Regions from separate parts of the Mus musculus genome. Here region 2 is linked to region 1. A link is a loop called in an ENCODE intact Hi-C map of the cell type or tissue named here. Cell type or tissue: left cerebral cortex. All regions are shown on one strand. Links, peaks and the distances in the headings refer to the core of each region. The heading gives the core; the rest is flanking DNA. Region 1 holds the start of Gm32630 (a long non-coding RNA gene). Region 2 overlaps Ppp5c (protein phosphatase 5, catalytic subunit).

Region 1 (5,373 bases), core at 186-5,185:
TTCTTCCTTTGTGTGTACATGTCTGTGTGAGTATGTGTGCAACTGTGTTTGAGTGTGTGACCAGCTGTGTTCCTTGAAGAGCGCAGAAGAGTCCACTGACACTCTGTCTATTCCTTTGAGACAGGTCCTTTTTGAAACCCCGGGGCACATGTTTTGTTTGTTTGTTTTGTTTTGTTTTGTTTTGTTCTTACATCTGCAAATCTTGCTATTTTGTTTTATTGTTTGGTTTTTGACTCTCACCCAGCTCAGACTGGCCTCGAACTCACTGTGAAGTCAAGGATTGGCTTGAATGCTTGATCCTGTCTCCACCTCCCAAGTGCTGAGGTCACTATATCTATTGCTAGGATGGACTCCAAGGAGTGAACCCTAAGCAAGCATTCTACCAACCAAGGTGTGCCGGCAGGCCCCATCTTTCCTTTTAATTACAGCCTCCTTAGAGGATATGGTGCAATAGCCCATTGTTTGGATTTTATTTCCCTAATAACTAATAGTATTGGCCCCACTTTGTGTGTGTCTTGGACTTGTCTGCACAACTCTGAGAAGGTTGACTCAAATCTCTTGATCTTTTAATTTTTTTAATTATTTATTTTTACTTTATATGCTTTGGTATTTGGCCTGCACATTTGTCTGTGTGAGGGTATCAGATCCTCTGGAAGTGGAGTTACAGACAGTTGTGAGCTGCCATGTGGATGCTGGGAATCGAACCCACGTCCTCTGGAAGAGCAGCCAGTGCTTCCAACCACTGAGCCAGCCCTCGATTATTTTATTGTTACTATTTGGATTTTTGAGACAGGGTTTCTCTGTGTAGCCCTGCTGTCCCCAATGTATAGACCAGGCTGGCCTCAAACTCAGAGTGCTGGGATTAAAGATATACACCACCACTACTTGGCCTTTTACCCATTTTAAAATCAGGCTGTCTTCTTATTATTGAGTTGTAGTTTTCAAATATTCTGGGCATGGTGGTGCCCACTTTTAGTCCTGGCACTCAGGATGCAAAGCCAGGTGGATCTTTGAGTTAGAGGCCAGCCCAGATTACCCAGTGATACCTTGTCTCGGAAAACAAAACAAAAGCAAGTTTTAAGGAGGCTGAAGAGATGGCTCAGTGCTTACGTGTAGATACTGCTTGTTTTTTGTAGGACCCAAGTTCTGTTCCCAGCACCCACATTGGAGAGTTTACAAGTACCTGTAACTCCAGCTTTAAAATAGCCTTCCTGGAACTCACTCTGTAGACCAGGCTGGCCTCAAACTCAGAGATCCCCCTGCCTCTGCCTCCCGAATGCTGGGATTAAAGGCGTTCGCCACCACTGGCAGATTTAATAAGTTAGAGTTTCTATTGCTGCAATAAAACACTGTGACCACTAGCCTGCTTTCTTACGGAATGCAGGATCACCAGCCTGGCATGGCACTGCTACAGTGAGCTGGGCCTCACTGTAGTGTGGGTATGCAGCACATGTCCATTTCTGCTTCCCACAGAAATAAATTAAAAAACAAATAAGTACAGTATTAAAATTTTGTTTTAAATCTGTGTGTACATTACTGTGTGTATGTTCCATGTGTGCTCTGATGCCAAGGGAGGCCCAGAGAGGACATTGGATGCCCTCGAGCTGGAGTTACAGGTGGATAAGATGCCTGGTGTCGGTTCTGGGAATGGAACTTGGGTCCTCTGGAAAAACAGCAGATGCTTTTAACTGCCACACGGTTCTTTTTGCTTGTTTTTGACATAGGGTCTCACTGTGTATCTCTGGCTGGCCTGGAACTCACAGAGATCCTCCTGCCTCTACCTTCCAAGTGTTTCACAATATGTTCTTGCTGGAACACTGCAATTAGAGATATGCAAATTAAAAATGCAAATTACTCATCCTGCAGGGTGTGTCCCCCTATTCTTTCCCTTTTTTCCCATTTTTTCCCTTCCTTTCCCCGGGACCTGGGTTTATATATAAAAATCATCATACCTTTCATTCTTGGCTGTGTGATTTCAGGCAGGAGACTTAATCTCTCTGCTAGGACTGCAGTGGAGAACCATGGAGAACCTGCAGGGCCCAGACAGGCAAGGCTGGAAATAGACATCCAAGAGCCCTGCACTTCATTCATGTGCCACTAGAGGGCTCTCTGGTGAAGATTCTTACCATCTCTCCTAACTAATTTCTACCATGGTTGATAGAACCCTGACCCCAAACTGGGTCAAAGGCACAGACCTTGGGTTCTATTCTGTTTGTGGGAAAATAGAACCAACGATCCCCTTCTGGTTTGGTGAAAGAAAACTTAAAAAGCAGGTCTTCCTTTTAACAGCATCAGACATAATGGCTATCACCATGGCAACAGATGAAGGCAGACAGCCAGTTAAACCATCAGCTTATTCAGGGTGGCAATTAGTTTCAGGTTATAGTAACATTTTGTGCTAGAACTTCACAAGACTCCTTTCAACTGTATTTTCAAGAATTTTTATTCATTTATTTTATTTTCTTTTTTCAGATGATGGGATTGATTCCAGCATGCACTACACCACTAAGCCACATCTCTCATACCTTTGCTTTCATTTTTAAGTTTTTTTTTTTTGAGACAGAGTTTCTCTGTGTAGCCTTGGCTGTCCTGGAACTCACTCTGTAGATCAAGCTAGCCTCAAACTTAGAGATCTGTCTGCCTCTGCTTTCTGAGTGCTGGGATTAAAGGCGTGCGCCACCACCCAGCTTACTTTTATTTTTTCAATAAGTGTTTTTCCATATCTATTTATCTATCGATCTATTATCTATCTTTCTGTATCGATGTGTACCATGACAAATATCTAGAAGTCAGAGAATGACTTACTGAAGTCAGTTCTTTCCTTCCGTTATGGGTTTGAGGTTCTAAACTTATGCCATCAGGTTTGCCCAGCAAGCTCCGTCACTCACTGAGCAATAGAGGAGGCTCCCGTCCCTTTTTTGGAGACAGGGTCTTTCTACATAGCCCTGACTGTCCTGGAACTCTCACTGTGTAGAGCAGGCTGACCTCAAACTCACAGAGATCCACCTACCTCTGCCTCCTGCGTGCGGGGACCCACCATGCTCAATTTCATTTTTAGTTTTTAGGTTGCATCCTCAAAAGCGGGCCAGGACGATGTCGAAATCACTACATATGTAGGCCGGGCGTTTCTATCCTCCTGCCTCAACATCTTGAATGACTGAGATGACAGGCTCTGGGCCATAGAACCCAATCACATACTTCTCTCTCAATTACTGCTTACCTCAGTTGACCACCAGGTGGCGCTATGGTAACGTTTATGATCATCTTCCTGCCTCCCAAGCGTTAGAAGGTCGTTCTGGGGCCTAAGCCTCTTTGAATGCAATTTGGAACGACAGCATCCAAAACTTGGATACAGGAAACAGGGTGGGTTGTCAGGAATAGGATCAGATTACAAGAAAACTTGGTTTGTGTCACCCATTTTCTGACCACTTCGTGAGACGCTACTGGGAAGAGTCACCGGGAGACTCAGGTGACTGGTGTCCAGCACACAGTAAGACTTGCAGGGATAGTGTGAGGAAGTGGAGGTTCACACTGAAGTACCTGCAGTGCCAGCTGTCCCCTGGAGGGAACCACAGATACCTCGATGCCCTAATAAACTAGGAGATAAAGCTGGGCATGGCACCTCCTACCTGTGCTGCCAATCCTCAGAGGGCAGAGACAGGAGAATTTCTGTAATTCTGAGGCCAACCTGGGCTACATAGTGAGTTCTAATACAGCCTGAGCTACAGAGTGAGACCCTGTGAAAAAACTAAAATGAAACCAACAAGTGAAAATAAAGAAAGGAAAAAGTAAAATTGTTAAATTTTTACTTGTTTTTGTGTTACTGGGGATGAAATCCAGGAGCTAATGTGTGCTGGGCAGGGGCTCATCCAGCCTCCTCACGGGGGGTGGGGGGATTCTAGGCAAGGGCTTTACTGCTGAGTTTATTTATGTAAATATGAGGGTGAAGATGTCAGGAAAGTGGCAAAGTGCCAAGGCTGACTGACTACCCAAGTTCAGCCCCTAGAATCCATGACAGGAGAGAACCAACTCCTGAAAATAATTGTCCTGTGTCCTGCACACACACACACACACACACACACACACACACACACACGCACGCGCGCACACACGTACACACGCACACACACATATAGAGAGGGGAGTCACCTTTGTAACACATAATATGCTCATGGCTCTTGATTACTGACCACCAGACGGCGCTCTGCATTTGGGAGCCATCACCAGGATTTAAATCTACGCCACATTGCTAATTTATATAAGACAACAACCTCTATTTTCTTAAAATATAAATCTTGAAGAGCATTGTGCTCTCGTCCTCCCAATCTCACTGAAGGAGAGACAAAACCGTTTTCCTGATTTCATAGAGAAACCCTCAGGTATTTATTCTCTACAAAATAGAGGTGAGGGTTAACCCCTTGTCACCATAGCAACAGATAATAGAGACCCAACCAATCAGCATTCAGCCTTCGGGGGTGGGGTGTTCTTTTTGTTCAGAGCTGACAACAATTTCTAAGAGAATCTCAGATTCTTTTGTTCCAATAATTCTGTCAAGGACAAACTTACATAAACAGTGTCCTGGCCAATTTCGGTATGCAAAATGGTACACCCTTCCCCAAACACCTGCAGGGGAAAGCTCACCTCACTCTCATTTTATGTATTTATTTGTTCATTTTCTTGTTTAATTTTTTAAAAAAATATTTATTTATTTATTTATTTATTTATTCATTTATTTATTATATGTAAGTACACTGTAGCTGTCTTCAGACACTCCAGAAAAGAGAGTCAGATCTCGTTACGGATGGTTGTGAGCCACCATGTGGTTGCTGGGATCTGAACTCAGGACCTTCGGAAGAGCAGTTGGTGCTCTCAACCACTGAGCCATCTCACCAGCCCCCTTTCTTGTTTAATTATTTACCTTTCGAGACAGGGCCTCAGGTAACCCCAGCTGGCCTCAAACTCCCCATCCTTCTGCCTCCAAACTCCCGATCCTACTACTTCCACTTCCGGAGTCCTGAAATGACAGGCGTGAACCTTTACAACTGGCTTTATGAGTTGCTAGGGCTCAAACCCAGGTTCTCTTGCATGCTAGGCAAGCATCATACCCACAAAGCTACACTCTAGCCCTTGGTTTTGTGTTCACGGCTGAACTGTTCAATGGTGTTAATCTAAGGCTTTGCCTACTTTCACTGCACCCAGAGAGTTCTCTATTGGTATGTTAACTAACGGTGGCCTCTCCAGCACCTGAAGTGTGACTCCAGATGCTCCATAGCTTCAGTGACTCCTCTAGATATGTCCAGGGCATGGCACTTTCCCTCTGCAGGTAGACTCCATGGTTTCTGAATCTCAGATAAATCAGTCAACCCCTGTAGC
Region 2 (5,373 bases), core at 220-5,219, 71 kb after region 1:
AGCCACCTGATTGGGAACCTGCCAGATTGGATCGCCACCTGGTGGCCATAGTCAGAACTGCAGCCCAGGCTTCTGGGTTGTGGCTGGTTTGGGATTGAGGGCTGCCATTCTAGACAGCTTTAGAAAATGGACACACTGAGGGACATCTCAGGACGTCTTGTGACCAGCAGTCATGACCAAGTTGGGATGATTCCTGATAAATGAATTTGAAGCCACAATCCCAAACTGTGAATTTGGGAACTGGGCGTAGCAGGTACCATTCAAATCCTCTTTCAGGCCGGGACGGTTATGCCAGGAGCCCTGGAGTAGGGCACTGTGGAGCTTGAAGTCCTAGCTTCTTCAAGCTTTGTCGTGTGGGCAATGGGTTGAAACTCCCTTCCCTCGTGCTATCTCCTCTCTTCCCTATGGAGCGAAATGAAGACCGGCAAGGAAGCAACTCAGAATCTGGACTCCCACCCCCTCACTTCCTATTGCCTGATTTTAAAAATCACATTTTAGCTAACATAATGGTACCCAGTTACTCCAGGGACTGAGGCAGGAGAATTACTTGAGCTTAAGAGTTCGAGGCCAGCCTTACCCAGGTGATAAAGTATGGATATATCTATACCCTGCATGGATAAACACATAGACAAACAGACAAGTAAACAAGTCAAACTTGGTCCATGAAGCAGATCTGTGATTCTGGCACCTGGGGGGCTGAGGCGAGGACTAGAGAGATGGCTGAGTAGTTGAGTGTTGTGCTGCTCCTGCAGAGGACCTAAGTTCAGCTCCTAAGTGGCTAAGAGGCTTACAACCACCTGTAACTCCAGCTCTAGGGCATCCTGTACGCTTTGTGCACTGGCCTCCCCAGGCACCTGACACCTGCCCTGCGGGTGAAATCACACTTCGGAGGCCACAGGCTAAGTAGCACATTATTATTCTCTTCTTGCTGTTGTAGATGACACCTCTGATGAGTGGATGGCACTGATGAGTTAATAGGCTGCGGGGGACTTGGAGACCACGTCTGTCTATCTCAGACTGATTGAAACCACAGGCTCTCATGTGGGCTTGGCCAAGAGCATGATGGGGGACACCTTTGCCATCAAAGGGCATAGTCTGGCATGGTAACAAATGATGCAAGAGGATCAGGATTGCAAGACAGGACACAGAGTGAGCTTGAGGCCAGCTTGGGCTACATGAGGCACTGTTAAAATAATGAATGAGTAAATAATACAAAAAAAACGACAGAAAATCCTGCACTAAGAGCACATTAATATTGCCCATTTCTGAACATTATCCTAAGACTGATTACACACCTAATTGTATTTCCCTGTGGTCCTGACCTTCCTTGCTTTTGAAAAGATGAAGCTATTGACTTCAAAGTGGAACCCAGGGTATTATGCATATCAGGCAAGTAATCTTCCATGAAACCACACCTTAGGGCCTCACCAGATGCTGGGGGATTCTAGGCAGAGGCTCTACCACTGAGCCACGCCCCCAGTCCCTCACTGGGGGATTCTAGGCAGGGGCTCTACACTTGAGCCATGCCCCCAGCCCCTCACTGGGGGATTCTAGGCAGGGGCTCTACCCCTGAGCCACGCCGCCGGCCCCTCACTGGAGGATTCTAGGCAGAGGATCCATCTCAGAGGTATAGTTCCAAGCTTTTCGGTTTCCATCTGAACGAGTTTGGCTGCCACTCACTGTCACAAGAATAAAGTGAAAGAGCTCAGGCTCCCAGACCCAGGCTGAGGAAAGAAGGTTGAGAATTTTGGGGGAACAGGAGGTGGTGGTGATGGATCTTTGGAGGAGCTTCCTGGCTTCACTCCTGCCATCTAGCCCTACTCCATCTTTTTTCTGAGGCCTGTACACATCTGGAATCAGTCTCTTAGCCATCCTTAAAGATGAAGATGCTGTGCGAAGTCCCGTGGAGTCCCTCGCGCTCTCTTATTCTTTGCTGTCCCTGGCCAGCCAAGATTAACCAGCAGCTTTTTTTTTCTTTTTTCTTTTCTTACCTCATTACCCTTGACCATGACCACCATAGGGGGAGGGTATGTGCAGGGACCACTTCAAGACCAGGCAGGAAGCATCTGTGCTCACCTGGCCGATCATCTGACTGCTTTCTCGTTCTTATTCCCCATAACCACGTTTCCCTATCTCAAGTTTAGGAGGTCCATCATCAGATGAGCCAAACTGGGTTCCTATTTCAGGGCTGTGTGACTCTTGGCGAGTCATCTACCCTCTCTGAGCCAATTTCCCCATCTGGAAAAAATGCTCACAGTAAGAGCATCTAGGACTGGGATGTAGTCTAGTTGTTGCTATCTTGCTACCCCAAACCCAGGCTTAGTGGTGCATGCCTGAAACACCAGCACACTGGAGGTAGACGTAGTAGGATCAAAAGTTCAGTCATCCTCCACTATATAGGAAGTTTCTGAGCAGCCTGGGTTACATGATAATACCCTGGCTAGCTGGGCTAGAGCTTTAAACAGAATAGAACATCACTAGTGAGACAGAAACATTAGCTTGTATGGGTTTTGTAACAGGTGTAAACTGCCCTCCTCCCATCTCAAAGGTGGATGGGTTAGGACACGCTACTCCACCTCCCCCTGCACGCTTGTGCCCTGAGAAGTGCCATCCATCGCTGGTGGGTTTTTAGCTGTGGTCCTGGAGCACCACCTGGTGGTGGATTCTAGTCTAGTCTGGCAGGGACTTAGGGATGCAGGTCACCTCTTGTCCCCAGGACCTTCATTCCTTCCTCAAGTCGTTTTAGGCCCATGTCACACACCTGGAAAGTACTGTTTCTCTGCCTGAGTGACCCAGGGGCCCCTGGCACATTTTTAACCACTGTGCATGGATGGGTAGATCCAAGTCCATTCCCTACAACTTGGTTTCAGTCTAGAAATTATTCACTCCGCCAGCAACAGTAGGGGGTGATAGTGAGTCAGACCTGGAGTCCCAGGCTGAGTGGCACCTTCCCAACTTTTGCTTTGCAGAGTCTCCTTAAACCAGGCTGGCTGTGTAGCTGGGGATGACCTTTCACTCCCGATTTTCCTGCTTCTGCCTCTTCAAGTGCCTGTGTTCCCCACACTCCCACCCTAATCCCCATTCTAAACTTACTCTTTCACCTGGTGTGTGGTGAAGTCCACCTATGTTCTGCTCCCAGGGTTGAATGTGGGAAAGGCAGAGGACAGGTGGGAGCCTGCAGATGGAGTTCCTACCGGTCTTGGCACTGGACTTTGTTGTCCTCTCAGGCCCTTACTGGTTAATCCTGGGTAAGTGCTTTATGGCTGAGCCACATCCCCAGCTCTTCATATTGTCTGGGACTCCTTTGCTGGGCATATGATGATTTTCAGGGAAGATCAATTAAGGATTGAAGACCCTGGCAGCAGGTGGCCTATCCAGATATAAAACAGCAAGCTTTTTTCAGAGGAAAACATTGTCTACCTCCATTTAAATAAAACAAAACAAAAAAAAGTGTGTGGAGGTAGGGGTGGAGGACAACTGTGTGTGTGTGTGTAGGAGAGGAAATGGGGAAGTGTTGGCTCTCCTCCCCACCAGGGAGCAAACCCAGGCTCTTAGTCTTGGTGCAAGCAAGTACTTTTGCCCACTGAGCTGACTCACTAGCCCACACTGTTGAGGCCCTGTTCTCAGGCTCTCTGGCATGCACAGATGGCCACTGTTGGACTACACAGCCCCTACTGTGTGACATATGTCCTGTTCTGTGCCTTGAGAGGACGCTGACACAGCATGCACTGTTTCTATATCAGTAAATCATGGGAAACTCATGGTCTGAACAAACATACAGAGAAACTTCATAGCCCAACTAAAAAAAGATGTATGTTATTACTGGGGGTGGGGCATGTCTACCACAGCCTGTGTGAGGATCAGAGGGCAACTTTATGGAGTCAGTTCTCCAGTTTTTGTCAGGGATCCAACTTGGACTTTGAGAGTAGAGATTTCTAAACTCGTGACCTAGCTGGAGGACGCAGGGCACTAAGGGGTGGGCCTTGAACGTTCCTAGCTGGCCCTGCTTGAGATCTCTCTCTTTGCTTTCTGGCCTCTATCCTGTGAGAAGCTGACCACGAAAGCTCCTGCAGTCTTGACCCAGTACAACCACGGTCTTTCCTGAATGATGGCGCAGTCTTCTCACCTGTGACTAGCAGCCATCCCTGGAGCTGCTTCTGTCAGATGTCCTGCACAGTGTGGAGAAAAGAACCTGCTATAGACAGGGGCAGTCCTACAGGTTGCTAGGGGTTTGCACAGAGCACCGGGGACTATGGAATTTTCTGAGAGGTTGAGTATAATCCACCTTCCAGCTTGGAAATAAACACCAGCCACACCTGCTGGCCACATTCTCAGTTATAGGATTCTGAAATTCCTCAAGCACTACTGAACTGAAGGCTCAGGGCCTCTCAACCAACAGTAGCAACGGAGGACTCCCAGGCCAGGGAAACAGCAACTTCTCGGGCAGACTAGCTCTCTGGGCAGCCCAAGCCTTGTTTGCCCCATGAGCATACAGCAGAGCAGAACAGTTGCTGAGCGCTGTCCCTGCTGAGGACAGCTTGGGAGCCCAGAGCACTGAGCATGGACTTTGCGGTGCTGTTGGGAGATGAGGGTTCAGAAGGCTCCGCATGCTCCACCCACTATGCCGTTTCCTTGCAAAGCTCAGCTAGAACAGAGGCTTCTGAGGGGTCTGAGGTCAGCCTGCAGCCTGCACAGGTCTCAGGGGTCCGACGATACTTCTGTGGTGACTCTTGTCCTGTGATGTCCACATCACTGAGGGGCACCCAGAACCAAACTGTACCCACCCTGGAGGGGCTTGTACGTGGTGGACACACGTCGAGGTGGGTTTGAGATGAGGTTTGACTTACAATAATGACTTTATTTTATTTTAACATAGTTAATTACAGAACATAAAATAGCTGGGGGGTGGGCCCCAGCCTTGCCCCACCCTGAGGCTACCAGGAGGAGGCCTCCCTGATGACCCTCTTTTGGGGTCTTCCTATGGCAGGGTCCTATTGCTTTACCAGGGGAGGAGCCATGCAGGTGAAGGGGCAAGACCTCCTCTTGGCCCCACCCCTACCCAGGCTGGCCTTCCTCCAAATGCCCAGGCTGTGCCCTACCTCCAGTCTCCTTTCTCTGACCAGGAGCCTGTCGTCTGCTGCCCCACGCTGCCCCCACCCCCTCTGCAACCTAAAGGGGAATAAATACAAACTTTACAAAGTAAAAGGGGGTCCAACGTTGCCCTGGGGCGGGGCAGCAGGCCGAGGGCGGGGCCATTCAGCTGGGCAAGTCCCGGCTCACTGCTGCTGACAGCCTCACATCATTCCTAGCTGCAGAAGCGTGTTGGCGTATGCCATGGGCTTGACATTGGGGTGAGGCTGCAGCAGGGACAGA

What was found. Hi-C counts contacts between places; a loop is a spot of excess contacts. Peaks named below come from ENCODE experiments on the same cell type or tissue, not always from the same donor. Only the 100,000 strongest peaks of a DNase experiment are listed, where the experiment ranks them.
Region 2: a loop joins it to region 1, with 9 times the contacts of the local background. A loop is called at or near these places in 28 of 42 quality-filtered maps.

Annotation. Positions count from the first base shown.
Region 1 is chr7:16,928,931-16,934,303 of GRCm38, forward strand. It overlaps Gm32630 (a long non-coding RNA gene), which reads right to left and starts at 3,219. Exons shown (of 3, transcript XR_391181.3): 1 at 3,011-3,219; 2 at 1,953-2,030; 3 at 1,406-1,817. In left cerebral cortex, for the core only: CTCF peaks have their summits at 2,097 (motif pointing right), 3,236 (motif pointing right) and 4,221 (motif pointing right); DNase peaks (open chromatin) are centred at 2,111, 3,248 and 4,289; H3K27ac peaks cover 1,840 bases.
Region 2 is chr7:16,999,815-17,005,187 of GRCm38, forward strand. It overlaps Ppp5c (protein phosphatase 5, catalytic subunit), which reads right to left. Exons shown (of 13, transcript NM_011155.2): 13 at 4,826-5,357. The coding sequence ends at 5,295. Among named protein-coding and RNA genes, the nearest start is that of Ccdc8, 8.6 kb to the left of the region's middle. In left cerebral cortex, for the core only: a CTCF peak has its summit at 2,712; DNase peaks (open chromatin) are centred at 2,678, 2,890 and 3,694; H3K27ac peaks cover 1,390 bases.